Linked DNA regions of Homo sapiens: region 1 is linked to region 2. A link is an interaction called in ENCODE POLR2A ChIA-PET data of the cell type or tissue named here. Cell type or tissue: OCI-LY7. All regions are shown on one strand. Each heading gives the region's core, and the rest is flanking DNA. Links, peaks and the distances in the headings are about the cores only. Region 1 overlaps NSUN6 (NOP2/Sun RNA methyltransferase 6). Region 2 overlaps CACNB2 (calcium voltage-gated channel auxiliary subunit beta 2).

Evidence for each region. ChIA-PET counts read pairs that join two places held together with the same protein. Peaks named below come from ENCODE experiments on the same cell type or tissue, not always from the same donor. Only the 100,000 strongest peaks of a DNase experiment are listed, where the experiment ranks them.
Region 1: POLR2A ChIA-PET joins it to region 2 with 12 read pairs; 2 of 35 experiments call an interaction of 5 or more read pairs at or near these places.

What each region holds. Positions count from the first base shown.
Region 1 is chr10:18,599,782-18,602,598 of GRCh38, reverse strand. All of the region lies in intron 6 of NSUN6 (NOP2/Sun RNA methyltransferase 6), which reads left to right. Among named protein-coding and RNA genes, the nearest start is that of NSUN6, 50 kb to the left of the region's middle. In OCI-LY7, for the core only: no CTCF peak of the experiment used is centred there; no DNase peak of the experiment used is centred there.
Region 2 is chr10:18,531,976-18,534,792 of GRCh38, reverse strand. CACNB2 (calcium voltage-gated channel auxiliary subunit beta 2) reads right to left here. Exons shown (of 14, transcript NM_201596.3): 11 at 566-717. The region is part of intron 1 of CACNB2-AS1 (CACNB2 antisense RNA 1); the gene reads left to right. It overlaps LOC124902387 (a long non-coding RNA gene), which reads left to right. Exons shown (of 2, transcript XR_007062077.1): 1 at 1-1,756. Among named protein-coding and RNA genes, the nearest start is that of CACNB2-AS1, 5.9 kb to the left of the region's middle. In OCI-LY7, for the core only: no CTCF peak of the experiment used is centred there; no DNase peak of the experiment used is centred there.

The sequences.
Region 1 (2,817 bases), core at 230-2,729, 68 kb before region 2:
CAGGAGTTCGAGACCAGCCTGGCCAACATGGTGAAACACCATCTCTACTAAAAATACAAAAATTAGGCCGGGTGCGGTGGGTTACGCCTGTAATCCTAGCACTTTGGGAGGCCAAGGTGGGCGGATCACGAGTTCAGGAGATCGAGACCATCCTGGCTAACACGGTGAAACCCCATCTCTACAAAAAATTAGCCGGGCGTGGTGGCGGGCACCTGTATTCCCAGCTACTCGGGAGGCTGAGGCAGGAGAATGGCATGAACCTGGGAGACGGAGCTTGCAGTGAGCCGAGATTGCGCCACTGCATTCCAGCCTGGGCAACAGAGCAAGACTCCGTCTCAAAAAAAAACAAAAAAAAAAACCCCACAAAAATTAGCTGGGTGTGGTGGTGCATGCCTGTAATCCCAGCTACTTGGGAGGCTGAGGCAGGAGAATCAGTTGAACCTGGGAGGCAGAGGTGCAGTAAACTGAGATTGCGCCACTGCATTCCAGCCTGGGTGACAGAGCGAAACACCATCTCAAAACAAAACAAAACAACCCCACCATTACCAGGAAGGGGGAATTACCTGTCTCACAAAGCCACTCTCCCCCAGCATCTTGATGGATTTATTTCCCTTTTTTTTTCCCCCGAGATAGAGTGTTAGTCTGTCACCCAGGCTGGAGTGCAGTGGTGCAATCTCAGTTTACTGCAATCTCTGCCTCCGGGTTGAAGCAGTTCTCCTGCCTCAGCTTCCCAAGATGGGATTACAGGCGCCCACCACCATGCCCAGCTAATTTTTGTATTTTTAGTAGAGATGGGGACCATGTTGGCCAGGTTGGTCTCGAACTCCTGACCTGGTGATCTGGCCGCCTCAGCTTCCCGAAGTCCTGGGATTACAGGCATGAGCCACCAGACCCAGCCTTATTTCCTTTTATAAGTAAAAAAATGAGAACTGCTAATCCAGCTGGTTTGGGGAATAAAGTGTTTCTTCACCCCAAACCCCAAAACTCATCCAGCAGCAATGTAGGGAACCTCAGCTCTAGTGCCCTGTTTCCTGCTCCTAGTTCTGCTCATAACTGTTATGTCTTAGTCCAGCCACTAGGAAAATTACTCCTGCCACATCTCAGTAAGGAGCTTTGAGGTTAAAGGGAGCTGAACATACACTGAAACACTCGGTTCCTTGGAACAAAGGGTTCAAGTTGAAATCCAGGTGTTATTCTGGTTTGCTACTTTCCTGCAGTTCTGCCATTTGAAATCTGGGCCCACAGAGAAGTCTGTGACGTAGTTTCATTTTGAACTAAAATTCTATTTTGCTTGGCATGTTTCAAAATATCTTCTAAAATACAGGGAAAAAGATACTCAAATCATGAGCTGCATCTTCATGCAAGATAACATTCTAGGAATCTATGCCAGCTTTGATTTAAAGTTGGCTTTGTGCTAGGCACTTTGAATATATATTATCTCAAGCCTGCACTGGTTTATAACTTAAGAAAACTGATACGGTTTCTTGAATGACATTCAATAACTGGTTAACTTGAGAAGATGAGGTAGTTCATAAGGTGAGTGGCCAAAGTAGTTACACCTTGAAATCTGTCTACCAGGCACAAGAGTTTGGCAGCTAGTATATAATATATATATATATACATATATATATATATATGTATATATATATATATATATTTTTTTTTTTTTTTGAGATGGAGTCTTGCTCTTTCACTCAGGCTGGAGTACGATGGCATGATCTCCACTCACTGCAACCTTCGCCTCCCAGTTTTGAGAGATTCTCATGCCTTAGCCTCCTAAGTAGCTGTGCTTACAGGTGTGTGCCACCAAACCCAATTAATTTTTGTATTTTTAGTAGAGGTGGGGTTTCACCATATTGGCCAGTCTGGTCTCAAACTCCTGACCTCAGGGGATCCACCTGCCTCAGCCTCCCAAAGTGTTGGGATCACAGGCATGAGCCACTGCACCGGCCAGGTAGTAGTCTCTTCTCTTTTTTTGTTTTATTGAGGCTTTGTCTCCCAGGCTGAGTGTGGTGGTGGGATTATGGCTCACTGCAGCCTTGATCTTCCAGGCTCAAGTGATCTTCCTGCCTCAGCCTCCCAAGGAGCTGGTACTATAGGTACACAGTACTATGTGAAGCCAATTTTTTATTTTTTTATAGAGATGAGGTCTCACTATGTTGCCCAGGCTGGTCTGGAACCCCTGGCCTGAAGCGGTCCTCCGACCTAGGCCTCTGAAAGTGCTGGGATTACAGGCATGAGCCACCACAACCGGCCTCTTTTTTCATTCTATGTGATTACTGAAATTATTGTACAGGACAGGAGGACATAATTACATGCTTTCTTGTGCAAAAATATTTGGGAAATTTGTGGGGTTTTTTTTTCGTTTTGCTTTGGTTTTTGATGACTCTTGCCTCTTCCTGGAAAACTGTTATCCCCCCAAGCCAATACCCCCTGTGGCTTCCAACAGCCAATACAAAAGCTTCACATTGTGATGGGGGCTTTTTAGTGGTAAGTGGGGTGTATTGTGAGGGGCTAGTGATAAGGGATAATTTTTAATTTTAGCATCTTACATTACCCAAAGATACTTTGTAAAGTTAATAGAAGTGTTGTACACAGTCATTAAAATTACAACTGTACTATATTATTTGGTTTTCCAAAATCAAAAAGGAAACTTTTAAATTGCTTAAACACAATCCACAGAATTAAGAAGTATTAGATGCCCTTCAGTTGAACTAATTGTCTAATAAAGGGTTGACAGTTAAATACAGCAACTGTTTTCAAAGTTATATTCTTGGTTCACTGGAAGAAAAAAATGGTGCCTGAAACTGAATTTTT
Region 2 (2,817 bases), core at 267-2,766:
CCAGTGCTTGTCCTTACTTTTTGGTATACAGCAGGAGCTTTGTGTGTACTTTGTTTTAGTACACTGAATATTAAAAGTCAAGATTTAATAAAAGTAATAAACTTTACTACTTTATAAGGACATTAAGTGAAATTGGCTTTTTTTCCCCTCAAACTGCGAAAGCATGGTGGCGGTGAATACAGTAACTGCTGGTACTTTGATACCACAGTCTTGATTTATGTTTAGACGCCAGCAGTTTTACCCACCATTGCTTTTGCATCAGCCATGCAAATATCAAAACAGTGAAAATGGCAAATAATGTCTTAGTATTATCATGGAAGTAGTTTTGACTAAATGGACCCTCTAAAAGTGTCTCAACACTCTCCAGGGATCCATGGACCACACTTTGAGAACAGCTGTTCTAAGCCATGAAACTATATCAATTTAAAAATTCTTGACTATCATGTCTCCTCAAATTCTCTATACATCATAAAGGCTATTACAATAGCCTAATTATAGAAAGCAGAACATAAAATACATTTTAGGAAAGTTTGATTATAGAGCAAACAGTAGCAGTCCTACTTACCTTAGGAGAAGAAATCTTTACATATACTATAATAGGGGCCAAGGAGGTTTTACTGAGTTGAGCTGGATGATTAATTGTATCCGCGTCAAGGACCACCAACTGCAATGTTCTTGCAAGTTCAAAAATCCTTTCGATTTCACTCTGAACTTCCGCTGTAAAGGGCGAAACAATTCAGTTAAAGTGCAGTATTTTTAAGATAAAGTAAAATGGTATACTGTTTCTTCAACAGAAAGGTGAGTAGGTCAGCCATTATGTTAATGCTTACAGGCAATAGAATTGATAAAAATTTACAACAGTAATTTATCCTTTTGGAAAGGGCTGTTTCTCCACACATCATTAGGATTTAAGGAATTTTTCTGTCAACCGGCTACAGAATTTACTTTTAGTATAATACTTGGATTGTGGAAATTTTTAGCTCTCTGCTGACATTCTTTGTGCTTGCAGTCTATGAAATCATTTCATAAAACTGCTGTAAAATAAGAACCTTGACATATCTTCCGTGTGTTCATTGCAGACCACTTTGCATTAGCAACCATGACAGGTTTTCCTTTCAGTGCACGGGCTGATCTATGTTTACATGTCACCTGTATGCCGTCTAGATGTTTATTAACAAGATGAAATACAAAATAAAACAGCAAAGACGTGAATGGCACCAGAAAGAAACTTATCCAAAAACACACCTCATATTTTCCAACCAAAGTAGTCATGTTTTAAAAGGGCAGTTTTCAGAGGCAGCACTACAGAAATCTAAAGTATAAAATTTATAGAAACTTATCACAAAACATTAGAATATCTAGTTGAACTCCGAGAAAATGGCATTCAGTTCATCTGTTCTGTGATCTCCAAAGACTCAAAAACCGGACTGTCTGACCGAATTTTCTGCAATGAGGGAAATATTCTCTGTATGTGGTCCAGCGTGGCAGCAGCTAATGGGCTACTGAGCACTTGAACAGGCGTGTAAATTTTTAAAATTTAATAAATAGGCAGAAGCTACTATTACTAGGCAGCATAGGTCTATAAAGCATAGTACATAGCTTTCACTTCCCACTGCAGTCGTGGAGGTTGAATTCCATGAGACTTTTATGCTAGCAAATGTGGATTTACAATTACCTTTTAATTCCTCTTAGGCCGTTGGATTCTTGCCAGAAGCTTCCTGGAGATAATTTTAACTAGTACCTTATTGAAGAAAAGGTAACTCTCTGGTCACTAATCCATCTGCCTCACAATATGTTATGACTTGAGTCCTTTTTTTTTTACCTAGATATCTTTAAAAAATCAGGGCCCAAACTACATGAGATACTAGCTTTAAAATAACATTGGGCCACTGAATCCCAGTCAAGTTACAACCTAAATTAATATTTACTGTAAGCATTAAGAAATCTGATCACAAAGATTTTCATCTTTGTTTCATCTGTTAAGTGTTCAGACAGTCACAGCATCCCGTGTAACTCCTTGCTTTTAAAGGTTTGAGTAGTACAAGTTTAATATGTGGGTTTTTTTGTTTTTTTTGTTTGTTTGTTTTTTTGTTTTGTTTTTTTTTTTTTTTTTTTTGAGACAGAGTCTCTCTCTGTCTCCCAGGCTGGAGTGCAGTGGTGCAGTCTCGGCTCACCACAATCTCCTCCACCTCCTCAGTTCAAGTGATTCTCTCGCCTCAGCCTCCCACATAGCTGGAATTACCGGCATGTGCCACCAGGCCCAGCTAATGTTTTGTACTTTTAGTAGAGATGGCGTTTCACCATGTTGGCAAGGCTGGTCTCAAACTCCTGACCTCAAGTGATCTCCCGCCTTAGCCTCCCAAAGTGCTGGCATTACAGGCGTGAGCCACTGCGCCCAGCCCTAATATGTGCTGATTGTATAAAACCTGGATAGCCTTAAAATATATTACATATATGGATATTATTTATATTATGTCAATATATTAACATGTTTTAATATATACACATATATAAAGATATTTGTGGTAGCCTTACATACATACTTTACACTCCGTTAATTAAAGGGAAAGAGTTTTAAAATATTTTAAAGTGGACTTTCAGAATCCTGGTGCAACACTGTATTAGTAGATACAACCTTAAGAATCGATGACAAATTCTGATAATACTTTTGACTTCAAAGTAAAAATGATGCTTTTAAAAATGGATGTATCCATGCTAGGAATTTTCCTTTGACAGAGTATATCATGCTCAGAATTTACTCTAATAAAGAAATGTCAGAAACTTCCCCAATGTTCGTTTCTGAAACTGAAAGTCAAT